Regions from separate parts of the Homo sapiens genome. Here region 1 is linked to region 2. Evidence: chromatin contacts called from ENCODE Hi-C data. All regions are on one chromosome and are shown on one strand. The core of a region is the stretch at or near the end of the contact, and the rest is flanking DNA. Distances in the headings are between cores, read along the strand shown.

The links. A loop is a pair of places that touch in the nucleus more often than their neighbours do. Pooled maps may share reads with other maps.
Region 1: a pooled map shows a loop between it and region 2 (4-fold over the local background). The contact joins two enhancer-like sites. A Hi-C loop is called at or near these places in 2 of 168 maps with a recorded cell type or tissue (dorsolateral prefrontal cortex and sigmoid colon) and 7 of 50 pooled maps.

Annotation. Positions count from the first base shown.
Region 1 is chr5:68,026,512-68,029,751 of GRCh38, forward strand. No RefSeq gene overlaps it. Among named protein-coding and RNA genes, the nearest start is that of LINC02219, 160 kb to the right of the region's middle. Within about 2 kb of position 1,306, at least 6 of the 41 ENCODE cell types and tissues checked have a DNase peak (open chromatin) inside an H3K27ac peak, as active enhancers do.
Region 2 is chr5:67,233,456-67,236,585 of GRCh38, forward strand. No RefSeq gene overlaps it. Among named protein-coding and RNA genes, the nearest start is that of TILRLS, 33 kb to the right of the region's middle. RefSeq lists an enhancer at 1-147. Within about 2 kb of position 1,364, at least 16 of the 41 ENCODE cell types and tissues checked have a DNase peak (open chromatin) inside an H3K27ac peak, as active enhancers do.

The DNA of each region.
Region 1 (3,240 bases), core at 56-2,555, 790 kb after region 2:
AGAAAAGGAGAAGAGTATTTGTTCATACCAAGAGTGCCTCAGGGTGGGGAGAAGCCAGAGGGCATTACAGAAATCAAAAAGTGTGAAGAGAAATGCCTGAAAGAGAAGTCTAATGTGAGAGATGACAAAAGCCAGATCAGAGGACTGAGGGTGCATTTTCTAGCAAGCACAAGATTACTAAGAAAGGGGAAACTCAGGAAGATGAGAACCTGTGGAATGGAGCATCGGGTTACATTTGTTGAGCATTTAAAAGAAACCCCAAAGGCAAGAGAATTTGGGAACTTTATGAGCACATATGTAACACTCTGGACACATAGTAGACACTCAATACATGTTCATTACCTTCCCTTCTTCCTTCTTCTTTATTTACATGATAAAATCATAAGAAAAAAATCAAAGATGTGAGAAAATATTCACCCGTCAAGGTAACGTGGAGCTACCAGAGTTAATTTGGATACAAGGCAATGTCAATTCACAATGTTTATAGAAATTTTCAAGGATTCTTGCTTCCTAACTTTCATTTTGCTGCCCCATGCAAATCCTTTTTTTCTTTTTGATACGTAAGAGTCAGTGTCCAAACATCCTTTTCTTTGTCCCTGTTCAGGCTTCAAGTGAATTCTCACTGGTCAATCACTTCAACATCTCAGCTCAGTTCCGGTTCCTGGTTGTAAATGTCCTCCCTCCACATAATTAAGCATTATATTTGATGACTTGCCTGGTCTTATCTCTAAGACCAATCTTGCTTTTTAAATACAGGATAGCCTGACCATATGACCTGTATCCAAAGAATACTTCAGTAAACACAACCATACAGCTAATGTGCCAATAACACTATTATCGGGGTGGTGGTTCCGATAGAGTGTAGTGAAAATTATATTTTCTTTCCCGGTGCTTCCCTTGGCTCTTTATCCTTCATTTAAATGTTTCTCAGTGAAGCAGCACAAAATTTGGTTTCTCTCCTTTCCAGTATTTCTTTTTCTGCTCCCTTTGGTTGTGAGTTACCATTTACAGGTAAGACTGGAGATGGAGTTTGGCTATAGTTGCATAATTTCATCTGTTTAGCCTCATCACGAAGCATGCTGGAAAGATCTTAAACGTGGTGCACATTTTGCAGGCTAGTAAATACCTTGTGGTACTTTAATTTACTTTATAGCTTTTTTCCAAGCCTGGTGCTTGTCTGCAAGGGAAGAGTCAGCTCTTCCTCTAAGTGACGGAAATAAGCCATTCTCAAGTAGAAGGAATGCATATTTAAATTTATGATAGCTGAACTTGGCTGCAACAGCCACATTCTTGTTCTGCTTGGAGCTTGGCAGGCCACCTAATACTTGTGCTTGGTCTGTAGACGAAGGAACTCTTTATTTTTCTTTGTTGGGATCTTACAAAGCTCAAAAATATATTTTCATTTGAGACTTTGATAGACCATACAAAGATGATGTGAACAGTCAAGTTTTGCCCAGCCTGACAAACCAGTGAAAAGAATGTATTTACAGTTTGTTTATGTTTCACTGCCATAAGACCGTCAAACATTTTCTTTATACAGAGGCTGATTTACAGTCAAACTCTAACAGCAAATTATTTTATTCTAGACTATCTGTTCAATTGGTTCAGTATAGAAGTCTGGTTTTAACAGAAATAATGTTTTTAAAAGCATATAGGCCCACAGTATAAGTGGTCTAGTTTAAAATCCAGAGATATTGCATTTATTTGGCTCAAGTCCACATCCTAAATCCTGGGGCAGAGTAGTGAATTAAACCAATCTTTCCTTCCATCTACCTCCACATATTCAAACACACTCACAAGAATGTTATCACAACATATCAGGAGGAAATTTTATTATAAGAAACACATGAGTCATCAGTATTCTGCAACCTGTCAAGATAGACTGTTTTTTAGACTTTAACTCATTTAATAAGTAGTCATTTAAACATCTATTATGTACCAGATTCTGGAGATACATGTAGTAGCAAGCCAAAAGACAAATTTTGTATAATCCTGGAGCATTCTACAGGGAGGGCAGGGAGTGGGTGTGAAGCAGGAAGGCAATAATCAGATGACTATGTAATATAAAGTTAGCTAGCGGTTACAGCTTGGAAGAAAAGTTAGTTTCCACAAGAATCAAATGGGCACTTGTTTAAAATGCAGATACGTGAGTCCACCCACACTGAACTGGAGTATTCATTCTAACACCTCACACTGTAACCTGGAAAGTGTCTCCAATGCTACTTCCAGTTTGGTGGAAGTCTGGTTCATCTAGACAGCCCTGGCAAGGGAAAGTAAAGCACCGTCCATTGCAGCCTGCCCTCCACATGGTCATCTATGCTTAGTGGGTAATGATTAGTCCGAACTGATGATCAACCAGTAGACTTTCTACCAGCCCCAGGCAGCTGCAGCTCTGTCTGAGACAGCAAATGCCTCTGGAAGTTAACTATGCCCTGTGCCCACTCATAAGGTTGCTATAGGCAGGGGTCACTTTAAAGAGAAGAAAGCAGAAGATGTTAGAGAGAAGCATTTATTATAGGAGGTGGGGAGGTGGGAAAGGTCAGTTAGATTCTCCTCCTAATAACACATGACCCAGATGTCCCAGATATCAGATCTATCCCAATCAAATGACAAGGTTTCTTGAAAGGGAAAGTAAATAGCCTGATCCATTATGTGAGCCTCAAATGGTATATGAATGTGCGAGCAAGACAGAAAGAGAGAGAGAGTAAAAACTACAGAGCCTCTTTAAGAGGGAGCAGCTTGTATCCTTAGAAGGACCACTGAGGTCAACAACAGGAAGAGTGAGAAGCTTAAACTTTTTATTTTTTGAGACAGGGTCTTGCTTTGTTGCCCAGGCTCAAGTATAGTAGCACCATCATGGCTCACTGCAGACTTGACCTCCTAAGCTATCCTCCCACCTCAGCCCCCCAGGTAGCTGGGACTGCAGGCGTGCACTACCACGCCCAGCTAATTTTTGAATTTTTTATAGTGATTAGGTCTTGCTGTTGCCCAGGCTGGTCTCAAAATCCTGAGCTCAAGCAATCCTCCCACCTTGGCCTCCCAAAGTGCTAGGATTACAGGCATGAGCCACCACACTCACCAGTACCTTCATGCATGCTCTTATAACTTACATGTGAACAAATGAAAACGGTATCTGTAATTTCTTAGATAAGTCAATTCTGGAGGGAACTTTAAACAACATCCACCCCATATACAAGCAAGGAAAACAAGGACTAGAGGGGTGAATGATGTCTCCAAGGG
Region 2 (3,130 bases), core at 114-2,613:
GGTGAACCCCTTGGGCGGTTTCAATATTAGTGACCAGATTCTACCTCTGTTACATTAATGTTTGGAGATTAGCACAAAAACTTGCTTTGAGCTTCCTAGTAGGAAGGAAAAAAAAAAAGAGAGAGAGATAGACCTATGTGCTTACACATTTAAACATATTTAAACATAAATTTATGGTGGTAAATTTGATGAGGAACTTTACACTGAATTAAAAAGTCAGACTATAGTTCAATGAAAAATATTTGAAGTCACTGTTACTCAGTTTCAAAATGTTTTAAAAGTAGATTGTTTAAATCATAATCAATCCTGAATAACACAGTTTACTAAACGTACAGAGCTCAAATTAATAAGAAACAGCCAAATTTCTACTCACTTTGTGCTGTGTAGACCCTGCTAGTCTCCTGTGCCTATTCAAGAATCTGTGGTGGAAATACAGGCATTAGAAAGAAAAGACGTGGGTTTTCCTCCTGGAACCGTCACCTACCACCAGATGGGCACGTGGCACGTTAATTGCTGCCAAATCTCCCTTGCTTCGAGCATCCTCTACCTCTATCTCCAACCCCTTGCAAGAGTACCTTCTCTGAGCATCTCAGATTGGAGTTTCCTTCTTCCATCAGTTTCTGTTTTTCCTCTTTCCAGGATTCCTTACAGTTTATGGTCCATGGGAAGATTCCTACTCTTGTCTCTGAATACATATATATGTATATGTATGCACGTACATGTGTGTGCATATATATATATTTGTAAGTATGCACATGTGTGTGTGTGTTTCTATCATTTCTAAGGACCTGGAACAGGAGAACACTGTGTGTGCTTAGTTCACCTTCTGTACCTTTCAGAGCCTACTTTCAAATAATTACGTAAAGGAGCTGTGCAACTAGAAAGCAAAAAAAGTCCTATAAAAAATAGATTGTTTAAAGCACTGAATGAAATCCCATGCCACCCCTGCTCCTTTAATGGACAAGTTCTAGATGCCAATCTGTAGATGATGTCACCTATTTGCAGAAAAACCTATTGATCACAAGGTCCCTAATATGTGTGTGTAATATAATAATTGTATATCACCATTTTGTCTATTGTTATATATATTTTTTGTCTTCACCTCTGGATTATAAACTCCTCATGGGTGGAGACCCCTTTTCTAGATCTCTCAGATCCTTTTGGGAAACATATCAGAAGCAGGCCCAGGAAATTCTCACTAAATACTGGTAGACGCTAGTCTAAAGTACTTTGAGGCCATGACAGGAGACATTTAGTAAACAGGGGGGAAAAAAGATGACTTAGACACCTGGTGGGAGAGACAAATCGTGCAAGAAGGAAACAGGCTCGGCAGCCTCGCCGTCTGCTTGCAGGACTTCTTATTTAGGCTTCAGCAACCTCAGAGGGAGAGATTACAGCGCTTCATGCTGTTCCCCTCCCCTGCCCGGTGGAAGGGACACTTGGTGGGGTCATTAGGCAGCTGTGATCTGCCATAACTCCAGGTCGGGTGGATGTTCAGGCAGATATTTGTTTTTTGAACAACCAGACAGGCTGTCTCCTGAGATCTGACCAAAACTGGAACTTGGAGGAGATTCAACTGGCTTTGGTTCAAACCAGAAAAACTGAAACAATGCTAATAGCCCGGGAAGGAATGGCGGGAAATGCTTACTCATCTTCAGCCCATAGTCTATAAACTCTTAGCATGAGGATTTGAGTAGCCTGGGGTCCCCTGTGGATACCGTCACTATGCAGAATTATGAATTCAAGTTCCCTTATGGGGAAGAATGATAGCTAAAAATTTATAATAATAACATTAAGTGATATTGTACCTATGTGGACATGTCATGGCCACAGGTAAAAATGACAGCAGCGCATTCACAATGTGGAAGGTTCTTAGGCTGTAGACAATCAGACCAAACTCCCTCAAGAAATCCTAAGAATGCCATGTATTGAGTGTTGACCATGACCGAAATGTCAGGCACATCTAACTGTCTGGACTCCAGTGGGTGACAAATAAAATGTCTCTTAAGATGGAAATAAAATGGAGGGGCGAATTGGCACGAATGTTGTTTATGTTTGTCAGTGCTTTGGAAGCAGGTGGCCTGTTCAAGCTAGTGGCAGCCTGCTGTGGCCCTGTGGACCTGGTGCCTAATCCTCGTGCATTATACAGTCTTCCATTTGTGTCAGAAGATTTCTAGCTTGCGTTAGTTTGTGCTGGCTTGAAGCACAGCACCAGGCAAATTCTATGGCTTCTATGTCTCTCTGTCTCTGTCTCTCTCTGTTTCTTTCTCTTTCTGTCTCTGTCTCTCACACACTCACACACATACACACACACACACGTATGAGGGAGAGCAAGGTGGAACAGAGAATGTGGTTTAAATTTCACAGCCTCAAATGAGAACTTCTTTGTTAGTGAAAAGCAAACAGAGCAACCTGCACACAGGGTCAACGTGCTCTGGAATGCAGAATTGTTTGTCCCCAGTCAAACAGCCGCCTGATGTTGAGTTTACATGATATTTCAGCAAACCGAAACAATGAGGACGTTTACCATTAACTCCAGGCCTTAGCCGTAAAGTCAGGATGTAGATCAGGGTCACTAACTCTGATCCTTAAGGATCTCAGCAAACGGCTCTACCCAGCTACTTAGACCAAGTCATCCAAGTTTATTAAACTCCTAGTCTTTTGCCACAGACTCCATGGATGCAAAGCTGGACAGACCCAAGCTTTTTCATAGGGCATGCCTTTAAGGACCCTGTTGAGGTCCAGCTGAAGACAGAAAAGCAAACAGTGGTGATGTGATTTTTGTTAAAGTGATATTCATTTTAAACGCAATGTCCAGTTTGACTATAGCAGAAGGAAGTTCAGAAAAGTTTCTAAGGGGAGGTAGCATTTGAGTTGAAACTTGAAGGAAGAGTAGAAGTTTGCCAGGATGGCACACTGGAGGTGATGGGGTAGGAGCGGAGGTGCATGCTGGACAGAAGGTGAAGTAAGTGAGAGGCGTGAGGAGAACAGTCATCCCAGAAACTGCTACACATAATTTAGTATTGTCAAGGTGGAGATGGGGATGGCAGGGGATGGAGGTTGGGAAGGTGGTAGCCGGATCAGGAAGGGTGTTCTGCATAGATCAGCCTGGGTTCTCCGCCTGTGGAAG